Linked DNA regions of Homo sapiens: region 1 is linked to region 2. A link is a contact called in ENCODE Hi-C data. All regions are on one chromosome and are shown on one strand. Each heading gives the region's core, a stretch centred on a gene start or an enhancer-like site at or near the end of the contact. The rest is flanking DNA. Distances are from core to core; before and after follow the strand shown. Region 1 overlaps GMDS (GDP-mannose 4,6-dehydratase). Region 2 holds the start of WRNIP1 (WRN helicase interacting protein 1).

Region 1 (4,481 bases), core at 724-3,223, 850 kb after region 2:
TTGCTGGAGAAATAAGTTTAATATAGGCTGGGGACTTGGTTCCATGTGCTTCTACTCTATGCCTTATTGAAGGTGAAGAATATTCAAAAGCCATTGTACTCTTGGGATCAAATTTCCAGAGGATTTTTGACTTGTTAGAGTTGCTTCAGAAACTATGCTGCATATGCCCCAAACAGATAAATTTGAGGTATAGTTAAGTGAAAGTCTCCTTTTCCTTTTAGAAGAGAAAAACAATTGGACTTCTACTAGGGCCAGTTAGTTACAGGTACAGTTTACAGAAGCCGAATTATGTAAAGGCAAAATTGAGAAATCCTTTGAGAAATTGTCTTTACATTGTTGGCCTAAGCCTCATATGGAAATTATTAGTAGAGTTCTCAAAGAAAGGGATGAAATTACTCCATAGGATAGCTTCCCTAAGTACCTCTCAGAGTTATGTAAAATATTTGAGATCACTTTTACCATTTTTTCTCATAGAGAGAATGGTTGGGCTCTCACTATAGAGAGAAAAGTGAGGGAGACCTCTGAGGAGCAGTCAGGACTTTGTTAGCTATCTCATGTCGGTCTCTCTTGGGGAAGCTCCTTGAAGGCAGGACCTGGATCCTATCCCTCTTTATCTTTAATCATCCCTCCCAACATGCCTGGCACATAACAGATGCCCAGTAAATACCTGAATTGGATCTCCCTGCCCATCATTTCTTTATAAAATTATAAAAATGAAATCTGTATATATGAAATGTGTTCCATTTCTCTTACTATTAAAAGATGCTTTCTTTAGCTAGCACAAGACATTGCCCCCAGAATATGATCTTACCACACTTAGGTTGAGTTGTGCTAGATTTACTTGATATCAGCAAAATGTTTGCAAGCACCTTTCTTTCTGGTTGAGTGCAGATCATAAATGAAAGGAAGTAACGTCTATATGTTCTCACACAGTGGCCAGTTTCCTGATTATCTCTAGATTCTACTATTATTAGACTTTATTCCTAGCTTTATTTTTACTTTTGATTTACTTATTTATTTTGAGGTAGGTCTCACTCTGTCACCCATACTGGAGTGCAGTGGCATGATTTTGGCTCACTGCAGCCTTGATCTCCCAGGCTCAAGTGATCCTCCCACCTCAGCCTCCTGAGTAGCTGGGACTACAGGCATGTACCACCATGCCCGGCTGAATTTTTTTTTCTTTTTAGTAGAGATGAGGCCTCCCTATGTTGCCCAGGCTGGTCTTGAACTCCAGAGCTCAAATGATCTGTCCACCTCGGCCCCCCAAAGGACTGGATTATAGGTATGAGCCACCATGCCCGGCCTTATTCTTATTTTTAAAGGAAGAATATCTGAGCAGATAGAAAAATGGAAAGGCAGAAGGATAAACTGGCCCTGTTTTACAAAATAATATTTAAAAATCACTAATATACCATTAGCTTATAAGACCAAGTACCCATGGGAGTACTTGATGATATTGACATCAGCTCATTCAGAAACCTTTTTGTGTGATCATCACTCTATTTCCTCTCAGTTTTCAAGGATCTCATTTGTTAGAGGATTCTTCTAGAGAGCCAGAGTTCCAAGGAGGGCTCTATTATTATGGAAAACCGTCACACTCTCCCATCCCTTCTCTTCTCCCCTCTCTATCCTCTCTCTCAGTCTGTACCCATCACCAACACATGCAAATTAGAAGCAGGTCATGTTGTAATAATAGGACTTTATTTTTAAATACATATAGAATTTAAAGATTCTTATGTATTTATTTGACAGTGGCTCTGGGAATATCTGTGGAAACAGTGCAGTAAGAAGAAAAGAAAAGCCTTCTGCAGTACCATTTTCTGTCCCTCGTGAGTGTGATTTCATTTCCTCCCTGGTCGCACATCACCCACATGCTCAGACGACATATCCCTGTTCTTGGGTCCGTCCTCCAGCTTCTGACTCACAGAGCAGAGCGATAGTCTGTGGGTGCCTGTGTTGGAGGGTACAGGTTGCATTCCAGGAAGGTGACTCGGCTGGCATCCTGCCTCTCGGGGCATTCTGTCACCAAGTCCACAGGATACAGATACCCCATTCAAGGTAGCAGAGCTGCGCCTACTTTGTCTCAACAGAAAAAGGCAGAGATGAGGATTTCAAGGGCTGCATAGTTTCATGTGCTTTTTCTTACAGTGTGTCCTTTAGTCAAGAATTACTTGCTGGTTTTGCCTGGGTCTCAAATTTCAAGTTTGAAAATAAAATATAAAGATCTATCACTAGAACTTATTTTAAACCCTGGAAGATTGTCCTATTCTATTCCTGTAGTGCTTTGTCATTTACATCTTTGTATTTGATTCTCCCAACACATATTTGACCATGGTTAGGAGAGCACGGATTGTTTTTTGTCATTTTCATAGGAAAAGGCTGACATTGAAAGGAGAAACCCTTGTTTGATGTCTTCTCTTGGTATCAGGCAGTGGGTTCCAGCCCTGCTCTGCCAACTCCTCAGTGCAGTGACTTACCATGATACTGTGCCATGTTTCTGGGCTGATTTTTGGTATATTTAGTCATTCTTGTGAGATTTTTAAAGTCATTTTTTTTTAGTGACTTCAAGTGTTGATTGTGTAGCAAACGTATTCCTCTCGCTAGGTATTACATATAAACTAGCATCTCTACTGCTGGCCTAATACCTCTAATCATCCTGTGAAACCACTCCAGTGTGAGGAACTGAGTGTGAAGGAAACTGTAGAACATCTGAGGAGCCACATGTGAAAAGGCCAGTCCCTGTGTCCTAAACAGACTTCCTCTACATTAAGCAGTCCTTTAATAGTTGTACAATCATATAATTTGAAGAAGATATCCATTCTGTACAGGAAATACAAGTTTAACAGAAGTCGTTTCATTTGATCCTTATCTTCAAAAAAAAAAAAACCTGAAGAAGCTTGAAGACGTGGCATGGGTGGTTTAGATTCCATTGCCTTTTGTCAGTGGCAGTAGAAGCCTCATTGTAGTTAAGCATCTGCCTGGGCCTCTGGGAAAACAAAGCATCATTAACTGGCTGGCTAATGAGTCATCTATTAAAATTATCCCTAATGAATTGTGGGTTTGCTTGTTTAATTGCGCGTGGTATTGTGCTCTCAAATGTTAGCAGTCCAGTGGGGCTCAAAGAAATTACACTGGCTTTATTGAGCATTTCAGTAGGATTCTTCCTAAGTCACTGTGCCACGATTGGCTCTCTCTCTTTCTCTCCCTCCCTTTTTCGTCTCTCTCTCTTTCTTTCACTCTCCTTTCCCTCTGTTCATCCCTACCTCTCTTTTTCCCTCTTCCCTTTCCCTCCTTTCCCTTCCCCTCCCTTCAGCTCATCTCCTCTCTCTCTCCCTTTCTTTCACAGATTGTGGGGTAGGAATACAATATGAAAACTCTTACTTTGGAGAATCTGCGCTAATGGCATCTTGAGTATGAACAGCCCCCCACCCCCGCACGTGAAGGGTTGATAGAGCCTGGTGAGCAGCTGGCAGACGCCCCATTTTCCTTCAGCTGCACCCTCACGTTTCATCAGCGCTGGTCACTGTGGGCGTGCTACCTTGTAACTAGGTGGCTGCTGGTCTTCCTTTCCCTACAGCCATGTTGTCAGTCTAGAATGGGGTAGCAAAAACATCATAGGAATAAAGGGCTAAACTACGTAAAAACCATGATTGTATATTGAAAAATGCTTAATGACAGTTTTTACACCAGTAAGAATGCCAAGATCTTCAGGTACAGCTTAGCTTCCACCTGCGAAGCCTGCGTGAGCAGTGGCTGGGCGGGACATGTCTGAATGGTGAAGGTGTTGCCACCTCCCAATATGGCCCTTTCTTTATGAACAGCTCTAATGGTCAGTTGTTATTTTAAAGTCAAAGCCTTCCTTGAGCCTGAAACCATGAATTAAAATATCCAGTTAGTCTTTATTTTCAAGTTCAAAACCTTATTGCGTACTGAAAATGCATGAACTACTGGACACTTTTACAAGCTTACTTTCACAGGAGTCTGGTAAGATACGTGCTATTCTCATATTTTTCTCACTAGAGGGAAAACATAAGGCATAGAGAGAGAGGCTTGCTGAGTCTGGCCCAGATCAGGCGCGTTCATTCGGCCGACCCTTGTGCTGGCTGTACCCTGCACTGTGATGCTCTCTCTGCCTCCCACATGGCTGCCAGAGTCGCCTTTCTGAGATACAGATACTGTCATATTTCAACTTAAAACCATCACTGTCTCCACCATGGAATAAAGGCCGCTGTCTGGAGCATGCATTCTCGGCCTTGGGCAGGGCCCCAGCGTCCTCCTCCGGAGCTGGGAGCTGCTGGCCCTGCACCGTGCCGGCCCTGGGCTGCCCCTGCTGCTTGCCCTTGGAGTCCTGCCCTGCTCAGGCTCAGCACTCAGCTGCCTCTGCAGATGCCCTCCTCAGGGGCCCTACTCTCCTGGCCACTTCACTGAAGAATTGGCCATTTCCCGCCTTGTCTGCAATGCTTTATTCTCAGCCCTGTGAG
Region 2 (4,944 bases), core at 2,374-4,873:
AGGAGATGGGTTCACAAGCCTACGCTTCTTTGTAAACAAAGCTCGTAAGTCTCTAGCGTTTGTATAGTGATCTCACACACTTTATATTGTTTGATGTTCACAACGACCAAAAGGTAGAAGGAAGTTAATATACCTGCTGAGATTTATTGAACCGATGAATCTCATCAATAAAAAGGATGGTTTTCCTTTTGAAAAAGCTCTTTTCATTTTGAGCTTGTTTTATGACATCTCGCACATCATTTGTCTTGGCATTTGTTGCAGATAATGTCACAAACCTTATGCTATGTTTCTTGCTGTTGCTGGCTATGATGTGAGCCAGAGTGGTCTAGAAAAGATGACATACATGGAGTTTGAAAAGCTGGTAAGACACAGAGAGACCAGCACCCATGGGAACCACCACACGCAGCATCACTATTTACCAAAAGCAACTTGACCTCGGAAGAATGCTGAGCAGCACAGAAACAATCAAAAATACCACAGGACATTTAAAAACAACAACAACAAAAATATTATAAATAAAACAGGAAAGTAGCTAAACCTTAGGCTAATCCTGACCTTTTCTCCTCTGTCCCTAACCACCTTTGATTCCTTTTTGGGTGACTCTTTAAGATCTTTGGAATCCCAGTAAAGAACGGCTGTCTTGATTTAGCAGAGTGACAGCTGTGACCTCTCACCAAAGAGAAAATTCTCCCTCCTCTAGCCGAGACAGCACGGAAGGATCTAGGTGCAGAACTCATCGCAGAACCACAGCCCGAACTGGAAGCTCAGGACAGCTGAGAAAAGGAGAGTGAGGGAGCATTTGCCTTGAGACCAATGACATCCACCTAGCATTTGAGATGACTGTAGGCCACTTCTGCATGTTCACTCTGGTAGGAGATGAAGGGCAGCACTGTGGTCACATTAGCAATTACTAGAAAACCAAGGAGACCCAGGTAAAGCACTTCTTGGGTCCTCAACAAATATGTATATGCTGTTATTAATATGAATGTTGTTATTAGTACTAAAGGATGAGAAGAAAAACTGAAGACTGTTTAATGACTGTGACAAATCTGCACCTAAATGGAAAGGTGGTACTTTCTTTTCTAAAAGTTGTAGAGCACCCATTCTGTGGCTGCTTCTTTCAGAAATCCCCGCCTGCCTGCCTTTTGGAATCAGGCTCGCAAGTCACAGATGCCTAGGCTTGCAAATGACCAACGCCCATCTCACTGAGCAGCCTGGACCACCCAAACCTCTTGCCTGGCATTTGGTAGGTGGGATGAGCTCACCCACTCGTCTCCCTAAGGACCTTCTTGCTGTCTGGGGCCACCAACAGCTGATTATCCATTCTCATGATCTTATGTAAAGACTTCACAATTACTAAGAATGATACTGCTCAATCCCTTAAATGGGGTTAACAACTAAATCCATGGGGACAGACGTCAACAACTCGACCACCATCATCATAAGATGTTATTTGGGATAGATGTGGTTTATTCCTGGCCAAAGGGAAGGCATGAGTGCAAACAAGAAGGCACAAAAAGGGCAATTCATTCCAGGAACTGGAGTTAAAGGGGGTGTGCTTAAGTTGTGGGAGATAAAGCTAGAAAGAAAAATAGGAGAAAAATCATAAAAGCCTTGTGTGCAAACGAGTCTGAATCTCAAAGCTACAAGAACTCTTTACAGTTTGATCCCTGAATTCTCCCTTTCCCTTCCTGATGCTGGTTCTTCTCCCTTATTATGGATAAAAGCATCCTGTATTTAAGCACTTCTTAGCTTTCTCTGTTTTCTGGCTCACCTCCTCCATTTTTTTCTCAAGTGTTTTTCCAATGACATGCTTTCTAGACTCACAATATCCTAACTGCCCTCATCTGGAACGCTAACGCCTCACGAAGGGACACAGAACTGGACACCAAAATGCACGGATGTTTCTTCTCTAGAGTACAAGGCATTATGAGAAAAGTTACGGAAATACCGGATGAAAATGACTTGCAGATGAAAAAGTTTTTATGTTAGTTTTGTAAATACATGAGTATATTTAGTAAAATCAATATATTCTCAAGAATATAAGAATGTTAAATAAACTTATTCTTAAGAATAAATACCAGTCTGTTAAACCAACAACTAGTGGAAAAGGAAGGAAGCACAACAGAATTAATTTGATTTTTTTCAAAGCTGAATCCGTTATTATGTACAAACGGAATATACAAATGTTTCTTTACAATTTAAACATGCTGATTCCTTGCGAATTCGGTTACTAAATCAAAGTCTGGGGAGGGGGCGGGGAGACCGATGGAAGATAAAGGCAGATCAAATCTAAGAGTCCACATCTTGTAAAACTATGGATTCACAGACATCGTCCTTTTGCAAACCCGGCAAGCCTGCCTTACCAATCTGGGGGTGTGTGCCCTTTTCACACCCATCACAGACTCCACCTGTGGACCAGGCACTGCCCCAGCCCAGCCCAAGTCTGCACCCCCTTATCCAGGAGAGGCAGGCGGCTTCTTTCGAGGGCAGCACACCCGGCTCTCCGACCATCAGCTGCATCCACCGCCGAGATAACTACGGAAGCCCAACGGCCAAGGCCGCACTCACCTTGCCGCAGCCCGGCGGCCCCCACAGGATAAGCGAGGGGATTTCGTTGGTCTCCAGGAGCGAGCGCAGCAGGGTATCCTGGCCCACGGCCTTGCTCTGCCCGAAGTAATCCTGCAGCGTGTCAGGACGCATCGTGTCGGCCAGCGGCTTGCCCTGTAGCATCTGTCGGATCTCCTCGGCAGCCAGCGCCCGGGGGTGCGGGCGGCCCCCGCCACTGGCCCCGAAGGCGGTGGCGGCTTCGGCAGCGTCCGCGTCCCAGTGCCCCGGGTCGTCCTCGCCGTCCGCGTCCGCGTCCCCGTCGCCATCGCCGTCGCCCACGGCCTCCTCCTCCTCCTGCGCCTCCGCCTCGTCCCAGCTGCGCGGAGACGCGCTCCCCGCCGCGGCGGCGGCCGCCGGCCTCTTCCCCGACCCCTTCCTCCCGGGGCTGCTGGAGCGGGCCACCGGGAAGTCGGGGATAAGGCGGGCGCCGCTGGGTGTGGGCGGCGCGTCGTAGCTCTCGCGGCTCTCGGTCTCGCCGCCGTCGTCGCCCTCCTCACCCTCGCCCTCGCTGCTCTCGGCTGCCGTCGGGGTGGCTGGCTGCTTCAGCGCCGAGCTCTCCGACAGCCGCCGCCTCTTGGCGCCGGGCGGCGAGGGCCCCTTGGCCCGCTCCCCGGCGCGGTGCGACCCGGCCGCGGGCTCCGCGTGCCCCGCCGGGTGGAGCAGCAGACAGCGGTCCAGGTGCGAGTTGATGTGCGCGGCGGGCATCATCTGCTGGCACACGGGGCACTGCACCTGGTGCAGCTGCGAAAGGAAGGGGTCGTCTTCCGGCCCGCTCACCTCCATGGCGGCCGCCGCCCTCCCCGGCGCCCGGCGCGGCCGCAGCAACCCGTGCGCACGCGGAGGCCTTCGATGCCCTCCGCTAGGCCCCGCGCCGCGAGACCCTCGCTCGGGGAACCAGCAGGACGCTCGCGGGCCGGAGGAGGGCGCCGCTCATGCCTCACGTCCGCAGCTCCCGCGTCCGCCCGCCCTCGGCCGGCCGCTGGCAGCGCCTCACGCGGCGTGTCGGGAAGTGTAGTTCGTGGCCGTTTGCCCCGGCGGCGGAGGCGCCTCGCGCGGCATGTAAGTAAGTGTAGTCCGTGGCCGTTTGCCCCAATCACCGCCGAGAATACCTCGCGCGGCACTTCGGGAAGTGTAGTCCGCGGCCATTCGCCCCAGCTGCCGTGCGTCCATTTCCGACTCTGAGAACAGCCTTTGCGGGGGCGGGGGAGGGGCGGGGGGGGGGGTTGCGAGGCGAGCGTGGTGCGCGTGCGCGAGGTTGCGCGGTGGCGGACGCAGCCCTCCGCCCAGGCCTGCGAGTCGCGCGAGGGCAGGGAGGAGCCACGGACTGCGCGAGGTTGTTGGAGCGGCGAGCGCCGCTTTCCCGGCCTTCCGTGCTGGGCTGTTGAATGGGCCTGTGGGGACAAGCAGGAGGCGGCCGCAGCGGGTCGTTTGTAACGAAAGGGAAATGGGGGAAAAAACCCAAAAGCCTCCAATAGAAAACCAGTGTTCTATTGGACGTGAACAGCAGAAAAAATACAAACAAGTACGCGAGTGAAAGAAATGCTCACCTCAGTAGTGGTCAGGGAAATGAAAATAAAGCGTCCCTCGCCCCCTTTTAGATGTGTTGGCGTTTAAGTCAAGGGCGGTTCACCTACAGCGCGCTTCGAGCCAAGAGATGCTTCTCGCGGGCCGCTGTGTAATAGTGGCAAATCGGAAACACCAGCCTTCTGTCTCCTTAGCAACCAAATGATGGGAGGCGCCCGTGTGCAATTACGTCCTAGACGGATAGAAATGGAAAGAATATCAGATTAAAACAAGTGTGGTAGTCTGCATCTTTGAATGAATTACCATGTTATTTTTTGCTTTTGTCTAAGTCTCCCGTTTTAAAACATGTATCTCAAAACAGGCATTTTTGGTAACTAGAAGAGGTAAATGAATTGAGGGAGAATGAAGACTTTTCCGAAATTTGGCCAAAACTTGAATTTTTATTTCATCTGGGCAAGAGCACATTGAGGGTCTCACTCGTTCTGTCGCCCAGGCTGGAGTGCAGGGCCGCGACCAGAGCTCACAGCCTTGAACTCCTGGGCGCCCGGGACCCTTCCGCCTTAGCCTTTGGAGTCGTCCTGGGGTTACAGGCTGAGCCACCACGCCTGGCTGGCTGGTTAAGAGTTGTTTCTAACTAAAAAAGTTAGGCTCAAAAATAAGATTAATAGAAACGCTAGAGAAACAAGTTAAACTTTAATCATCATGTAACGTGAAACTACCAAAAGAGGATCGTGAGCTTTCATTATTTTTTTGAGACGCAGTTTCACTCTTGTCCAGGCTGGAGTGCAATGGCGCAATCTCAGCTCACGG

What was found. Hi-C counts contacts between places; a loop is a spot of excess contacts on that map.
Region 1: a loop to region 2 is called in a map of PC-9, with 5 times the contacts of the local background. The contact joins the enhancer-like site here to the promoter of WRNIP1 in region 2. A Hi-C loop is called at or near these places in 1 of 168 maps with a recorded cell type or tissue (PC-9).

Annotation. Positions count from the first base shown.
Region 1 is chr6:1,915,288-1,919,768 of GRCh38, reverse strand. All of the region lies in intron 7 of GMDS (GDP-mannose 4,6-dehydratase), which reads left to right. Among named protein-coding and RNA genes, the nearest start is that of FOXC1, 310 kb to the right of the region's middle. RefSeq lists an enhancer at 1-144. Within about 2 kb of position 1,973, at least 8 of the 41 ENCODE cell types and tissues checked have a DNase peak (open chromatin) inside an H3K27ac peak, as active enhancers do; they include PC-9, where a contact is called at or near this core.
Region 2 is chr6:2,764,072-2,769,015 of GRCh38, reverse strand. It overlaps WRNIP1 (WRN helicase interacting protein 1), which reads right to left and starts at 3,623. Exons shown (of 7, transcript NM_020135.3): 1 at 2,572-3,623; 2 at 134-325. The coding sequence starts at 3,393. It also overlaps a transcript of MYLK4 not described here. RefSeq lists silencers at 2,703-3,022, 3,193-3,652, 3,813-3,862, 4,243-4,332 and enhancers at 3,787-4,081, 4,179-4,944.